Linked DNA regions of Homo sapiens: region 2 is linked to region 1. A link is a contact called in ENCODE Hi-C or POLR2A ChIA-PET data. All regions are on one chromosome and are shown on one strand. Each heading gives the region's core, a stretch centred on a gene start or an enhancer-like site at or near the end of the contact. The rest is flanking DNA. Distances are from core to core; before and after follow the strand shown. Region 1 has its middle 15 kb from the start of UPK3A. Region 2 overlaps FAM118A (family with sequence similarity 118 member A).

Evidence for each region. Hi-C counts contacts between places; a loop is a spot of excess contacts on that map. ChIA-PET counts read pairs that join two places held with the same protein, here RNA polymerase II (POLR2A). Pooled maps may share reads with other maps.
Region 2: a map of astrocyte of the cerebellum shows a loop between it and region 1 (8-fold over the local background). The contact joins two enhancer-like sites. A Hi-C loop is called at or near these places in 15 of 168 maps with a recorded cell type or tissue (CD8-positive, alpha-beta T cell, Right ventricle myocardium superior, ascending aorta and 10 more) and 18 of 50 pooled maps. POLR2A ChIA-PET finds 5 or more read pairs at or near these places in 3 of 52 experiments (IMR-90, activated T-cell and naive thymus-derived CD4-positive, alpha-beta T cell).

Annotation. Positions count from the first base shown.
Region 1 is chr22:45,265,969-45,273,712 of GRCh38, forward strand. No RefSeq gene overlaps it. Among named protein-coding and RNA genes, the nearest start is that of UPK3A, 15 kb to the right of the region's middle. RefSeq lists a silencer at 3,106-3,335 and an enhancer at 3,526-4,177. Within about 2 kb of position 3,489, at least 9 of the 41 ENCODE cell types and tissues checked have a DNase peak (open chromatin) inside an H3K27ac peak, as active enhancers do.
Region 2 is chr22:45,333,325-45,341,068 of GRCh38, forward strand. FAM118A (family with sequence similarity 118 member A) reads left to right here. Exons shown (of 9, transcript NM_017911.4): 7 at 2,026-2,058; 8 at 3,004-3,087; 9 at 7,062-7,744. The coding sequence ends at 7,081. Among named protein-coding and RNA genes, the nearest start is that of FAM118A, 27 kb to the left of the region's middle. Within about 2 kb of position 1,829, at least 13 of the 41 ENCODE cell types and tissues checked have a DNase peak (open chromatin) inside an H3K27ac peak, as active enhancers do.

The sequences.
Region 1 (7,744 bases), core at 2,239-4,738:
TATTTTTAATGGGCAAAAAATTTGAATAAACTTTTCACCAAATAAGATATACAGATGACGAAAATGAAAAGAAGTTCAAAACCATGAGTTCTGGGCGGGCACAGTGGCTCACACCTGTAAGCCCAGCACTTTGGGAGGCCGATGCGGGAGGATCACAAGGTCAGGAGTTTGAGACCAGCCCATCCAACATGGTGAAACCCTGTCTCTACTAAAAATACAAAAATTGGCTGGGCGAAGTGGTTCACGCCTGTAATCCCAGAACTTTGGAAGGCCGAGGCAGGTGGATCACGAGGTCAGGAGTTCGAGACCAGCCTGGCCAAGATGGTGAAACCCTGTCTCTACTAAAAATACAAAAATTAGCTGTGCGCAGTGGCAGGTGCCTGTAATCCCAGCTACTTGGGAGGCTGAGGCAGGAGAATCACTTGAACTCATAAGGCAGAGGTTGCAGTGAGCTGAGATCACGCCACTGCGCTCTAACCTGGGTAACAGAGTGAGACTCCATCTCAAAATAATAATAATAATAATACAGAAATTAGCCTGGTGTAATGCTGCATGCCTATAATCCCAGCTACTCGGGAGGCTGAGGCAGGAGAATCACTTGAACCTAGGAGGCGGAGGTTGCAATGAGCCAAGATTGCGCCATTGCACTCCAGCCAGGGCAACAAGAACAAAACTCTGTCTCAAAAAAAAAAAAAAAAAAAAAAAAAAGATTCCCTAGGGAATGAGATGTTACAGTGAGACACCACTATACATATACCAGAATGGCCAAAATGAAGAAGACTGAACACACTAAGTGTTGGTGAGGATGTGGAGGAACTGGAATTCTCACGCACTGCTGGTGGGAATGTAAATGGATATCCACTGAAAGACAATTTGACAGTTTCTTAAAAAGTTGAACACATGCCTGCCACATGGCCCAGCCATTGTACTCTTAGGTATTTATCCAACTGAAATGAGAGCACATGTCCACATGGAGACTTGAACAGGAAGGTTCATAGCAGCTTTAGAGCTAAAATTTTAAAAGCGCCCATTAACAGGTGAACGGATCAGCTAACTGCATATCCAGTTGCATATCCTACAATTGGATACTACTCGGCAATAAAAAGGAATGAACTATTAATGGCATCTAAGAAAATGGATGAACCCCAAAATAGTTATGCTGAGTGAAAGAAGCCAGACCAAAAAAGAACACATGTTATGATTCCACTTACATGAAATTCTGAAAATCTCAGTCTCATCTATAGTGACAGAAGCAGACCAGTGGTTGCTTGGGGGTGGGATGGGGGTGGGGTGGAGGAGAGGGGAGGGGGGATGAAGAGGGAATGGATTACAAAGGGACAAGGACATACTTTTTCTTTTTCTTTTCTTTTCTTTTTTTTTTTTTTTGAGACGGAGTCTCACTCTGTCACACAGGCTGGAGTGCAGTGGTGCGATCTCGGCTCACTGCAACCTCTGCGTCCGGCGTTCAAGCGATTTTCCTGCCTCAGTCTCCGAAGTAGCTGGGATTACAGGCACCTGCCACCACACCAGCTAATTTTTGTATTTTTAGTAGAGACGGGTTTTCGCCATGTTTGGTCAGGCCGGTTTCAAACTCCTGACCTCAGGTGATCCATCTGCCTCAGCCTCCCAAAGTGCTGGGATTACAGGCGTGAGCCACCGGGCCCCGCCAGGGGCACACTTTTGGGAGTGACGGAAATGGTCATTATCTTACTGTGGTGATGGAGTCACAGAATATACATCTATATTCAAAACTCATCAAATTGTATACTTCAAATATGTGTGATTTATTTTATTTTATTATTTTATTTTGAGACAGGGTCTTGCTTTGCCACCCAGGCTGGAGTTCAGGGGCACTATCATAGCTCACTGTAGCCTTGAACTCCTGGGCTCAAGCAATCTTCCTGCCTCAGCCTCCCGAGTAGCTGGGATTACAGGCACGCGCCACCACACCCAGCTAATCTTTTATTTTTGTGGAGATGAGGTCTCACTATGTTGCCCAGGCTGGTCTTGAACTCCTGGGCTCAAATGATCCTCCCGCCCATGTCCACGCATGGTCCTTCCCTCTGCCGCACACAGAGGAAGGACCTGGGGCAAGAGGATCTGTGGGAGCTGAGTGGGGGAGCCTAGGAGAGAGGGGGTCCGAAAGAGGGGGTGGAAGGGAGAGGATGCATGCCCCGCCACTGCTGGGCTTCCTGTCCCCCTCTCCCTCCCCGCCAGCCTGCAGCCTTCCAACCGCTGCCCCTGCCCCTCCGCTCAGACCTTCCCCGAGCTCCAAAACCGTCCTGGGCTGCCAGGCCCCGCCCCGTCGCCCCCCATCCTCCACCCCCTGCCCCTTGCTGACCTCATCACCCAGCCCTCTCCCCTCCCTCCTCCTGACAGCCGCCGGTGAGGTTCCCTCTGCCTGGAAGATCTTCCCAGTCTCCCCAACCTCCCTCTGTCCCCTCCTCCAGGTCCCCGCACAGTCCCTTCTGGTGAGGCCACCGACGCAAGCCCCGCCTCCACCCGCTCACCCCTCACTCGCCCCCATCCCCGTCACCCGCCCCACTCCCCTCACCCGCTTCCCTCACCCCTCACCCTCCCCTATCTCCCTGGCCCGCCCCCACCCCCCTCACCTCTCACCCGCCCCCACCCCCGTCACTCCTCACCCGCCCCCATCCCCCTCGCCCGCCCCCATTCCTCCCGCCCCTCGCCCGCCCCATCTCCTGCCCTCGTCTCTCCCAGCACAGGAGAGCGCCGTGGGTTTGCTGACCGCGTCCCTGCTGAAAGGCGACTCCGGGAGCACAGGCTTCTGCCCTCTCCTGATGTCCCTAGCAGCGCCGGGCACGCAGCAGTGCTCGCTGGGTTTTTGTTGCACCTTTGAGAGGAAAAGGAGCTCGGTGTCCCCTGCAGCCCCTGGAAGTGAGGCGAAGAAGGCCAGGATGGAGTTGGGTGGGCACCCGCCTGTGGTCGTACCCGGATCGTGGAGGCCGCGGGCCCTGAACCCTAGACACTGGGCGGGACCCTCCCTCCATTATAAAAAAAAGTAATAAAGCAAAAGCATCTCGCGACTGCGCTGCCATAATGGCAAATGTGTCGAAATTATACGCGAAAACAATTGCTTCCCCCTGAGAGGGCATTCTTCTGATGCTAATAGAAATTGGGGGAGTCAGCCTTGCTGTGGGCGCGGCACCGCCCCCTCCCCGGCCGAACCGCCCGCGTTGCGCCGCCAGGGGGCGCCCGACACCAACGCGAGGCTCCACGCGCCAGCGGGGCGGGGCTGAGAGGAGGTGGGGGCGGAGCCTGGGTAGGCGGAGGCGGAGGCGGGGGCGGGGGCGGGGGCGGGGGCGGGGGCGGGGGCAGGCCCCGGGCGGCGAAGCCGCGCTCCACAGCCAGGACCCTGCTCTCCCGGCCCCGGCCCACCCTTGCGGTCCCGGCTGCACCCAAACCCGACCCCCTGCACTTCTCACCTCCCGGCGTAGTGCATACTGTTCCTTCCACCGGGAACACGCGGAATACCTTCCCCGTTCAAGATCTAGTCGAGGCACCACCGCCTCCAGCAAGCCTTCCCGAGCCTCAGGCTGAACCAGGCACCTCCCTTGGGCTCCTACAGGTCCCCTGGCCACACTGTCACTCTGTATTCTTCTCCTGGGACAGTGGACAGTGAGTCCCCCGGCCGGGATGGGGCTGGGTCACCCACGATCCTAGCACGTGGTGAGTGGGTTTCAGGTGAATAAATCTGGGAGCCGGGAGCCCCAGGCAGCTTACTCAGATGATCGATGGTGGAAGTCCTGTCCCTCCACCCACCTTTGCTTAGAGCCTGGGACCACAGACGCTCAGTAAGTAACTGGGCTCCCTGGCTCCTGCCCCAGCCTGTCAGCCCCCATCTATAACTTCTGAGGGCTGAATCTTCCTCCTGCAGAACCTCGGGCTCTGAAGGTGATCCTTAGTAGGCCAGCTTGCAGCCCAGCCTTTGCATCTAACACCCTCCCCGCTTTTCACAGTCTCTCCCTGTTCCCTTGTTCAGTTGGGGTGGGGGATCGTTTGTGAGACTTGTCTTCATATTGTGAGCAATAATAAAGTACTTAAAGATATTTGAAAACTATTTTCTTACGAATAATAGAGAAGATTCCAGTTATCCCTGTAGTAATCTCTCACTCATTTGCAACCTTGCAGACTTAGTGGTTTCAGAAAGTCTTGCAAATACTCAGCCTTTCATTCCCCGGGGTCCCGTGCTGGCATCAGGCTCACACATGCACCAGGTGACTGGTTCAGGCACAGAGGGAAGCGGACTGCCTGGGTTTAAATTCCAGCTCCACGCTCCATGGATGTGTGACCTTAGGTAAACTACTCAGCCTCTCTGTGCCTCAATTTCTTCATGTGTAAAGTGTGATGGTGATGTCAGAGCCACCCCTGGGATTCTCAGGACGATTCGGGAAACTGCCTGTGGTGCACTCAGGAGGGAGTGGACCACAGAGGAAGTGCTCAGTAGGGGTTAGTAGTGAGCAGTGCTATTAGGCCTTCAGGGTCACTGTCATGTGCTCAAGGAAGCGGGAGAGAAAGGAGCGAAGCTTGCCTGGCCCCAGGACAGCACTGCGTGAAGTCCCTGAGACCCTCTTTTCTCACACTCCTCTCATGTAACCCTGAGGTGGGGATGCACCTGTGTTTGTCCTCCCCCCCATCCTCCTGACCCGGAACTCCTGGAGGGAGGAGAGGGCTGAATTGTTGGGGGCAAGGGAGAACATGGCTGCCCTCCTCTCCTGGGTGAGAACTCTTCATTCTGGGGTGGGAGTCAAGGTCCTGACTTGAGGAAGCAGGAGCTCCGCGTGTCGGCTGAGTGAATGAGTGAATGAATGAATGAATGAATGAATGAATGCATATGCCAGAGGCAGTGTCACACAGTGGCTAAGGATGGGGGCATCGGCTTCCAATAGCCTCAGATTCAAATTCTGGCTCACCTGCCTGCCAGTCATGGGGACCCTACTACCTGACTGCTCTGAGCCCCGGCATCCTCCTCTGCACTGCCCACTCCGTGCCCAACCTCTGGATGTTTGTGTCTGCCTTAAATCTGTCCACTGAAGCCCCAAGCACCTGTATTTGGAGATAGAACCTATAAGGAGGTAGTTAAGGTTCAATGAGGTCACGAGGGGGGGGGCATAATGAGGGGATTAGTGCCTTCATTAGGGAGAGCTTGCGCTCTCACTCTCTCTCTTTTTTTTTTTTTTTTTTGAGACAGAGTCTGACTGTGTCACCCAGACTGGACTGCAGTGGTGCAATCTCAGCTCACCACAACCTCTGCTTCCTGGGTTCAAGCAATTCTCCTGCCTCAGCCTCCCAAGTAGCTGGGATTACAGGTGTGTGCCACCATGCCCAGCTAATTTTTTTTGAATTTTTAGTAGAGAAGGGGTCTTACTATGTTGCCCAGGCTGGTCTTGAACTACTGAGCTTAAGTAATCCTCCCACCTCAACCTCCCAAAGTGCTGGGATTACAGGCATGAGCCACCAAACCCAGCCAAAAACTGAATTTTGAAATTTAATTTTAATTAATGTTAAACAGGCATGTGTGTCTAGCGGCTATAGTGTGAGACAGTGCAGTTCTAGAGAAAGGAGAGGCTTGGCCACACAGACTGATTTGAGGGGCAGTGAGAGATCAGCTTCTTCCCAAAAGGCACCCTCTGCCCCACCCCTTGGTGTGCTTCATCCATCAGTGCAGGTTGTCTGAAGCAAGGTCCCACTAAACAAGCAAAGGCCCAGCATTCAGTCACCAAGCACTTGTGATGTGCACCGCCCCATTTAATCTTCACAATTGGGTATTGTTGTGTGCATTATTTAATCCTAAGAGCTGATTCACAAGGGAGAGACTGTTACCATTTTCATTTGGTCTTAGCCAAAAGGCCGAGAAGCGATGGTTATCATTTTCGAATGTGGATACGGTGCAGAGAGGCAAAGCGCCCTACCCAAGACCCCAGAGGCGAGTCCTTTAGGCTTAACCTTCATGCCTCCCAGCCTCCCCAGGAAACCGCCCGGGACAGCTGGAGGCATTCACAGCCCATGTGAGCAAGTTTGTTAGGACTTAAAGCCTGGCGGCTGTTAAGGGTTGAGTGGGGACAGGGACATGGAACTAGTTCTGGAGCTCGGGTTTCTGGCAGAATGTTCCAAAAATAGGAACTAGCAGCCAAAGGACAACGTCAGAAATGACCGAGTCAGGAGTGGTCTGTGTCTGAGCTGGGAGAGGCAGCAGAGAGGATTGTGGTTTGATACACATTTGTGTAAATAAGCACGCCTGTTTTGTAGATGGGGAAGCTGGGGCAGAAATGGGGCAAAAATACGATTTTAAAGCCAGTCGTGTACAGACATGGTGGCTCAGGCTTATAATCCCAAAACTCTGGGAGGCCAAGGTGGGAAGCTTGTTTGAAGCTAGGAGTTCGAGACCAGCATGGGCAATAAAGCAAGACCCCATGGTATGCGCCCGTAGTCCCAGCTACGCAGGAGACTGAGGCGGGAGGATTACTTGAGCCCAGGAGGTCGAGGCTGGAGTGAGCTATGTTTGGGCCACTGCACCCCAGCCTGGGTGACAGAGCAAGACCCTGCCTCTAAAAAAATAAAGTAAAATAGGCCAGCCCTGCTGGGGCCGTGCTGGTGGCTGGACTCTGAGCTTCCCTCTGAGCCTTGGTCTCTTCACCAAAACCACTTGGGGGTGGATCTGACTCACATAGAGGCCCCTGCCGCTGGTCAGGCACTGCCTGGGATGGACCACGCAGGATGGGGGTGGGCAACGGTAAAAATACACCAAGGCCCAGAGTCCAGGCTCCTAGTGTCCAGCTATCACTGGGGCCTAGGAGTGCCCACCCCAACCCTCCATCCACAAGAACTCCTGAAACGGGACTCGGGATCACAGCATCCATTCAGTTTTTGTCTGGGTCCAGTGGCTCACGCCTGTAATCCCAGCACTTCAGGAGGCCCAGGTGGGAGGGTCACTTGAGCTCAGGAGTTCGACACCAGCCAGCGCAACATAGTGAGACCCCTTCTCTTCTAAAAGAATGTATCTGGGCTGGGTGCCGTGGCTCACGCCTGTAATCCCAGCACTTTAGGAGGCCAAGGCAGGCAGATCACGAGGTCAAGAGATCGAGACCATCCTGGCAAACATGGTGAAACCCCGTCTCTACTAAAAAATACAAAAAAATTAGCCGGGCGTGGTGGCGGGCACCTGTAGTCCCAGCTACTTGGAAGGCTGAGGCAGGAGAATGGCGTGAACCCGGGAGGCAGAGCTGCAGTGAGCCGAGATCGCACCACTGCACTCTAGGCTGGGCAACAAAGCGAGACTCCATCTCAAAAAAAAAAAAAAAAAAAAGTGTATCCAGAGATCTGGCAGGAGACTCAGGGAAAAATCACTGCAGCGTTGTAACCCCATTTTTCTCCTCTGTAAAGCGGGGGTGGCATGGACAGTCTCCTCGAGTTGCTACAGGGTTGAAGGGGCACTGTTTGGGAGCTGTGAGGTGCTCCTGCTTCCACCCGGGGCCTGCACGAGTCCTCCTGGCTCTGAACCCCCGACCCAGGACTGGCTCAGGGTGAGGGGTCAGTGGTCCGCATGGTGGAGAGAGAGAAATTCTGAGCCAACAGACTCTGTTCAGGGGACAGGAAAGGCCCTCATCCCCGCTGGCTTCCAGATCTCCCAGATAAGGAGAAATTAATGTTTGATCTGAGCTTCATTCCAGAGACAGACAAACCAGTTTACTGCTGCTGACTGAGAGGACACCCCACCCCTGCT
Region 2 (7,744 bases), core at 579-3,078, 66 kb after region 1:
AGACCAACCTGGGCAACATAGGGAGACCTGGTCTCTACAAAAATGTTTTTAAAAATTAGCTGGGTTTGGAGCGGGCGCGATAGCTCACGCCTGTAATCCCAGCACTTTGGGAGGCTGAGGTGGGTGGATCACGAGGTCAGGAGATCGAGACCATCCTGGCTAACACGGTGAAACCCCGTCTCTACTAAAAATACAAAAAATTAGCTGGGCATGGTGGCGGGCACCTGTAGTCCCAGCTACTCAGGAGGCTGAGGCAGGAGAATGGCATGAACCCGGGAGGCAGAGCTTGCAGTGAGCCAAGATCGCACCACTGCACTCCAGCCTGGGTGACAGAGCAAGACTCTGTTTCCAAAAAAAAAAAAAAAAAAGAGCTGGGTTTGGTGGTGGACATCTGTGATACCAGCTACTCTGGAGGCTCAGGTGGGGGGATTGCTTGAGCCCAGGAGTTAGAGACTGCAGTAAGCTGTGATCAGGCCACTTATTCCAGTCTGGACGTCGGAGGAAGACCCTGTCTCTAAAAATAAAAAATACAGTAACTTTGAAGTTTACAGCTGTGCACACATGTATAGCTGGACACATTTATTCCTGTTTCAGGTTTCCTTAACCAAGAAGGAAAACTACCAGGCTAGCTTTATCAGTTGTGATACTTAACACTTGAAAGACGCAGATATCTCATATCTGTGTCCTATTACTGCAGTTGAAAAGTTACAACTTCACAAGCACAAAATGATTTCATGAACACTTTACTTCTTTTTTCACGTAATGTATTTTCCCTGTTCTGAATGCAACACCTCTTTTAAGTAGTGCTCCTTGGCACTTTTGAGAAATTGCTCATCTATCAGGAATGACCAGGGTAAGTGAGAAATTCTTAAACTTGGTCATCTTGATATAAGGGAATTAATAGCTGCGAGTTTGGCATCATAAAACATTGATGATGGCAAGCTTGGAAAGGCCTGTGCTGGCTCGTTTAATTGTAACAGGAAACCCAGGCACACTCACCACACACTAGAACGAGGTTAGCCACAGAGGCAGGTATATGTGACCAGCTGTGAACTTGGAGACCAGAGAATGCACAGATAATCCAATCGCTAAAGTTTTTGTTGTTTTTTTAACCACTATCATTTCTTTTCAGAATTGCTAATAATTAGCAAAATGGACCAATGTAAGTTCCATTTCCATAAATAAAAGTATGATTAGGGCAACAGCTTCTTATTAAGGGCAGAAGAAAAGAGCTCCTGCTTGCCATGTGTCACCCTCTGCTCGGAGTTCCATATTCTCACCTGACTTGGTTTTTCATGGCAGCATGCAGTGCTAGTAAGTAGATGATTTCATAGACGAGATGAGCTGAGCTGGCACAGGCACATAACGTGCCCAGACATTTTGAAGCTGGGATTGGGATCCTGGCCTGACTGCAGAGCAAAATACACCATTTGGTGCATCCTGGCACCGGCCCACATGTGTGGCTCTGCAGAGAGGCAGCGGGCTTTTCTCATCTCTGCCCCCGTCCGCCGCTTCTCATTCCACCCCCACACTCCCTGGAAGAACAGGACCCAGAGTAACCCTGCATGTGCTCGGGCTCCTAGAGTGGGGCTGAGCAGCTTTCTGTCCCACTGAGCCTCCCTTTCCAGGTTGGGGCAGGCAAGTGGATTCGACAGGCTGCCAGAAGACTGCAAGGTCATTGGGAGTTTTAATCTGTGACTGTGTCATGAAGGACATTTGTACTCGAATTCATGGAGTGCCACTCCTGATGGGAGAGGAGGCCCATGACAGTGACAGTCATGCTAGTGATCGCGGACACCACACCATGCTGCCTTTGCCAGCTGGCTCCTTCAGCGAGTCCTCGCACCAAGCCTGGGAGGTAGAGGTGAGGGCAGCGAGCAGCGCAGGAGTCCGCAGCCCGCGCGGGCTGACCTGCCCAGAAGCCTGTTCCCAGTCCCTGCCGTTCCCAGTCACTGCCTCAGGGTGGCCGAGGAGGACGAGCTCTTGGTGTCTCGGCTCCACTGACTGCTTTTCTTTCTCCTTCAGATGCTGATCGCGTGGACAGCACCACATTATTGGGTAAAGCAGATCTTTCTTCTTGCCAGCCTGTTTTTTGCCTACACATTCCATTGTCTTCTGTCACTAACTGTAAAATCATAAACGTTTGTTTTTCACCTTAAATAATTAGCTTGTATTAAAACAGCCCCACTGAAGATGATAAATAGCCATGCCTTAGCATGGTCCCTGCCACACCAAGAGACTAAAAGCCATCCCTTTGACGAGGAAGCACAGCCGAATCACACGTGAGCCAGCTGGCACCTGAGAATAATTTCTTGCCCTAGAACCAAGAGTGACGGGACTTGGAACAGGTTCTATTTGTGTGATACCATGTGGTGCCAGATGCAGTGCCTTAGAATGACCCAGCTCTTCCGAAATGTTCGTTGCACGGGTCTGAGCTTGCACACAGAAGCTTCCTATTTAATACTTGTTTTGAAATGTGAACGCTCTTCTTGCTGGGCTCAATTCTGCCTGTTTATAAATTTAATGAGACTCGGTGGCCATGAGCGTCCTCCTGTGTGTGCGCTGGGCACCAGGTGCCTCCCCTTGCCGAATCATTTGGGTAAAAGGGACTCTGGTGAGTGGCGCGGAGGCCTCTGTGCGCAGCCCTGTTTTCCCTGGCTGTTTGGCCCAGCGCGTTCACAGATGGGAAAACGCGCATCGATGTGGGAGCTGCTCGCCTCACATCCATGTTAGTGGTGCAGGAAGTATGAAACCGCCGCAGTCGGCTCCCCGTTGCCACCTATTCCCATGCGAAAGGACATCTTCATTACACTTGCTTTCTCACTGAAATGCGACTCCTGGAAGCATGGCTCTCTTTGGAGAGAAGCCGTAGCGTGGTTGATGTCATCTCTAGTGGATGGCAGGGTCTGCTTGGCCAGTGCTTCAGTAAGGTCACATTATGAACTGTGCCTTGGCGAGTGGATTCTGAATAAACAAGCTTCTTAATAAATTCTTCTCTTTTAGGTAATGCATGCCAGGACTGTGCAAAGAGGAAGTTAGAAGAGAATGGAATTGAAGTTTCAAAAAAACGCACACAATCAGATACTGGTATTGTGTCTGTTCTTTTTGTGGGGAGCTGCCTCGGGTCTCTCTTGTTGGCAGGCATCTTCAGGGACCGTGCTGCGCTTTAATGCCCCGCGCCCTATGGTGGGAGGACGGTGCATACGTTCTGTCAGGGCCAGAGAGCACAGGAGGCTTACTTAGCAGAGACCCTGACCTCTCACCCCAACCCGATTCCAACTGCCCAGAGCTACTGGTACCTCTTTAGAAAAATGTTACGGAGAAAACATACACTAAGAAGGTGCAGCGGGCAGAAGGTGCTCTCTCCAAAAAGAAAAGTTAAAAAGATGAATAAAAAGTGCACAAGTTACATAAGGTCAGCTCCGCATTTTTGCGAAGTGAACGCTCCCATCTAATCACACGCAGTTGAGGAAGCAGCATTGCCAGGACACCCCTTGTCACTGTCCAGCCTCCTCCAGCCCCCAAGGGTGACCACTAGCCTGATGCATGTCACCTGAGTCTCTGGAGAAAAGCACTTTAACTCATTTGAGCTTTGTTGCCTCTGTTACAGACTAAGATTTATTTAAGTGATTGAACTATTTATCTAAACAGTGTATTTGAATAGGCCTCTCTGTTGACGCTATGAAGGGCGATCTCGCTTGTTCGTGCCGGTCCCTCCCTCTCCTCCCCTCCTCCTCCTCCCAGGTTTGCGTAGTGCTGTGTGTTATTTCTCATTCTTTAAATAACATACTTAAGCCAGACTTCCCCACACGAAGCCTGGGCTGGATGGGCCCCCACATGCGTATCCCACCCCCTAGCCCGCTGGCTTCCCCGTTTTGTCGGTCTCCGTGGTGACAGGACAGAAAGGAAACGAGACCCCCAGTCTGTCTGTAGGTTGATTGTAAAAGTTGGCAAACAAAAGCATTTCCGTGATGAAAACAGCGTCAGTGTTCTTTCCTGCTTAGCCAGCATGTGTGTTGTGTCTGTGGGCCCAGTGCCACGCCGCCTGTGCCAGCTGCGGATGTGTCCTCAATGTCAGGGTCAAATGTGGCTTGTTCTTATATTCCATTCTCCCATTTTTTATTGTTTAATATTGGGGCTTGAAGACATTTGTGTTACTTCTTACTTTTTGAGGAGTTTTTAGGTTCTTCTTTCCCCTTTGTGTTCCAAAAACTAACGTTTCCCAATATTCTTAAATGTATGCACTCCCTCAGCTTTCAGAACTGAATAAGAAATTTTTTTTTAAAAAAAGTATGCATTCTCTTCATCCTGCCACCCCACATCTCCCAGGACACCTTCTCCTGGTCGGCTCCGCTGGGGACTGCTACCTCCTGAGCTCCCCTCCTTCTCTCTGAGATGGAGGCCTAGGTCTCCCTTGCTCTGGCCCCCCATCCATCCTGCTAGTACCTCCTGAGGCCGCTTCTGCAGACCCCAGTGTGGGGTCGCCTCCTGAGGGCCATGTGTCTGCAGGTGTCTGTGCCATCCTCATGCTCGCGGGAGTTTTGGCATGGGATTCTCCGTTGTGATTCCCCCGGACTCCACTGTCTGAAGACCAGGTTTCCTATGAAGAGGGTCTGATGGGAACCTGTTCCCAGTGATTTGAAGGTACCCGTTGCTTTTTTTCCTGGGAGTTTTTAGGATCCTCTTTTCCCTTGATTAGAAATTCAATGAGGATGTATTTAGGTGGAAAACTTTTTTACCTGCCTTACTCACATGTTCTTTTTCCTCTTCCATTTCTCCAGTTCTGGAATGGTCTGTGATTCTCTTTATTTCTTCTTTCCATCTTCTCTGTTCTCCCTTTCTGGAAGTCATACTAGTTGGGATTGCCTGGATTGATTTCCACCGTCTTTTAAGTTTTCTCTGATGTCTTTTTTTTTATTTTTTGAGACAGAGTCTTGCTCTGTTGCCCAGGCTGGAGTGCAGTGGCGCGATCTCGGCTCACCACAACCTCCGCTTCTTGGATTCAAGCTGTTTTCCTGCCTCAGCCTCCTGAGCAGCTGGGACTACAGTCGCACACCACCATGCCCGACTAATTTTGTACTTTTAGTAGAGATGGGGTTTCACTATGTTGGCCAGGCTGGTCTCAAACTCCTGACCTTGTGATCCACCCACTTTGGCTTCCCAAACTGCTGGGATTATAGGCGTGAGCCACTGCGCCCGGCCAAGCTCTTGTTTTCTTAGTTACCTTTTCTCAGAGCATCTGCTGTTGTAAGTCTGCGAGAACTCTGGAGACAGAAGTCAACCTGGTTATCTGACTCTACTACATTCCTGAAAACATTGAGAGAGGATTTTCATATAATAGGAGTTTATATTTAGTACTTTATATAAGTAAGCCAAAGTAAAACACTCTTAAATACCTATATAGCAGTCCACCCAAAATTTCTGAGAGCTACGAAGCATCCAGCTTATCAGTTACCTCTTCATTTAACATTTAAATCCTTCAGTGGGTATGCTGGAGCAGTATCATGTCCCTGCACGTTCCTTCAACACCACAGGGACCATGTGCAATAGTCCATGTTATAAAGATTCTTAGTGAGTGCAAATTTAGTCAAGTAAAATAAGGCAGTTCTAAAAGGGCCACCTGCAGAGTGAATTATAGCACAAGCGAGGGCTGGTGGCAGGGGGTGGGGGCGCCCTAGCGTCCTGCCGTCCAGGGGCAGGGAAGATGAGAGTGAGCTGATGTGGCAGTCCTTGTGGGAGAGCTGTGAGGGGCAGCTGTCACAGACTCGACATCCTCTCATTTAGTTTTATACAACTTTGGCTGGGCTTAGTGGTTCACGCCTATATTACCAGCACTTTGGGAGGCTGAGGCAGGTGAATCACCTGAGGCCAGGTCAGCCTGGCCAACATGGCGAAACCCCGTCTCTACTAAAAATACAAAAATTAACTGGGTGTGGTGGCGGGCGCCTACTGTAGTCCCAGCTACTCAGGAGGCTGAGGCAGGAGAATTGCTTGAACCCAGGAGGCGGAGGTTGCAGTGAGCCGAGATCACACCATTGTACTCCAGCCTGGGCGACAGAGCAAGACTCCGTTTCAAAAAAGATAAAATAATAATAATAGTTTTATACAACTTCAAATGCACTTGGGGGCACACATGTTTTAGAGAATTCGATTTTGATATTGTTTTGGATCAAACTGTTTGAAATCTTTTTGCAAATATTTGGATTGTGAGTTCAGCTAGTAGAACCATCATATAAGTAAAAACAAAACACAAAACTGGTGTTCTGTGAACTGTTTCCTCCGGGGTAGGTGGTTCTTTTCCACTACTTTCTTTCACGTTCATTGTTTTGTTTTCTGCATATCTGGGCTCCTCCAGTGCCTGCTGACAAGAACGAAGGCCCGGGCGATTATTCTCAATAGATTGGCTTTCTTCTGCTGTTGCTGCTGTTGTGTGTACATAGATTTTGTCCCCCCGTGGCCTACCTCTGACTGGTGTGCACATCGCGGGTAGGGCCTACTGCCTGGTAGACCTTGCTGTGGAGCATTGGGCAGGGGTTTTCTTCAATACCTGTGAGATCTGTGCTCCTAGACGCCATCACCTGCACCTGCAGCCCCGGCTCTCCCCACCCAGTCATGTCTCCTTAGGGCGAAGCTCCTGGCCTCTGTTGTACAGAAAGCCCTGGCCTGTCCTGCATGTGGGTGAGAGAAGCCAAGCCTGGGGATCCCAGAGGAATCGACAGGCTTATTCTTCTCCATACCTCCAACAGGCTCTCACTGTATGTTTGTTGAAATTGCCCCATCCTCAGTCCACTAAGAAATAAAAGAGCATCCATGTTCATGGATTGAGATTCCCACAGATCGTTGCAAATGTAATGTCATCATTTGCTTGATCCCCTGATAGTACTGATAATTACACAAGGTCATTTCCAGACAGTGGCTACTGTTTCCATTGTGGAGGGGTTTTCAAAGTCTTCCGTACATAAGAACAATTGTAAAGCAGTTTCTGAAATAGAAATCTATTGCAAATAACTTCTTTTAGCTGGACTTTAACCCTTGGGCATTTCATTCTTTTATTTAAACAGATGATGCTGGAGGGTCTTGAAATCTTTACAGTAAAACCTGCAACTTGAAAACTAGCCTTCTGTAACCACAGTGCCCAAACGAAGAGGAATGTATGGAGAACTCCACGTGGATCTCTGATTGCGAAACCGTCACATACACCAAGAGAGCCACATGGGCATGTGGCCCTCAAGGCTGGGTGAGAGGGCTCCCCTGTGTGTTGAACTATGCAGGAGGGTGACGCGGACACATTTCAGGTGGACTTTGCAAGGACTGATGGATAGCTACCTCAGGGACCAGAATCCGTGGGAAGGGATGGACCTGGTGTTCCCGTTCCCATCTGACAGGCTCTCTTTTGTCAAGGTGGTATTTTTCGTAATAAAAGGGGAAGAGTAAAGACTGTCCAAGCAACAGTAGCTGCCAAAGAGAAAATACGAAATAGACACTTTTTTTTTTTGAGTCAGAGTCTCACTCTGTCACCCAGGACAGAGTGCAGTGGTACGATCTCAAGCTCACTGCAGCCACCACCGCCTGGGCTCAAGTGATTCTCCTGCCTCAGCCTCCCGAGTAGCTGGGATTACAGGCGTCCACCACCATGCCCAGCTAATTTTTTTATTTTTAGTAGAGTTGGAGTTTCACCATGTTGGCCAGGATGGTCTCGAACTCTTGACCTCAGGTGATCCACCCGCCTTGGCCTCCCAAAGTG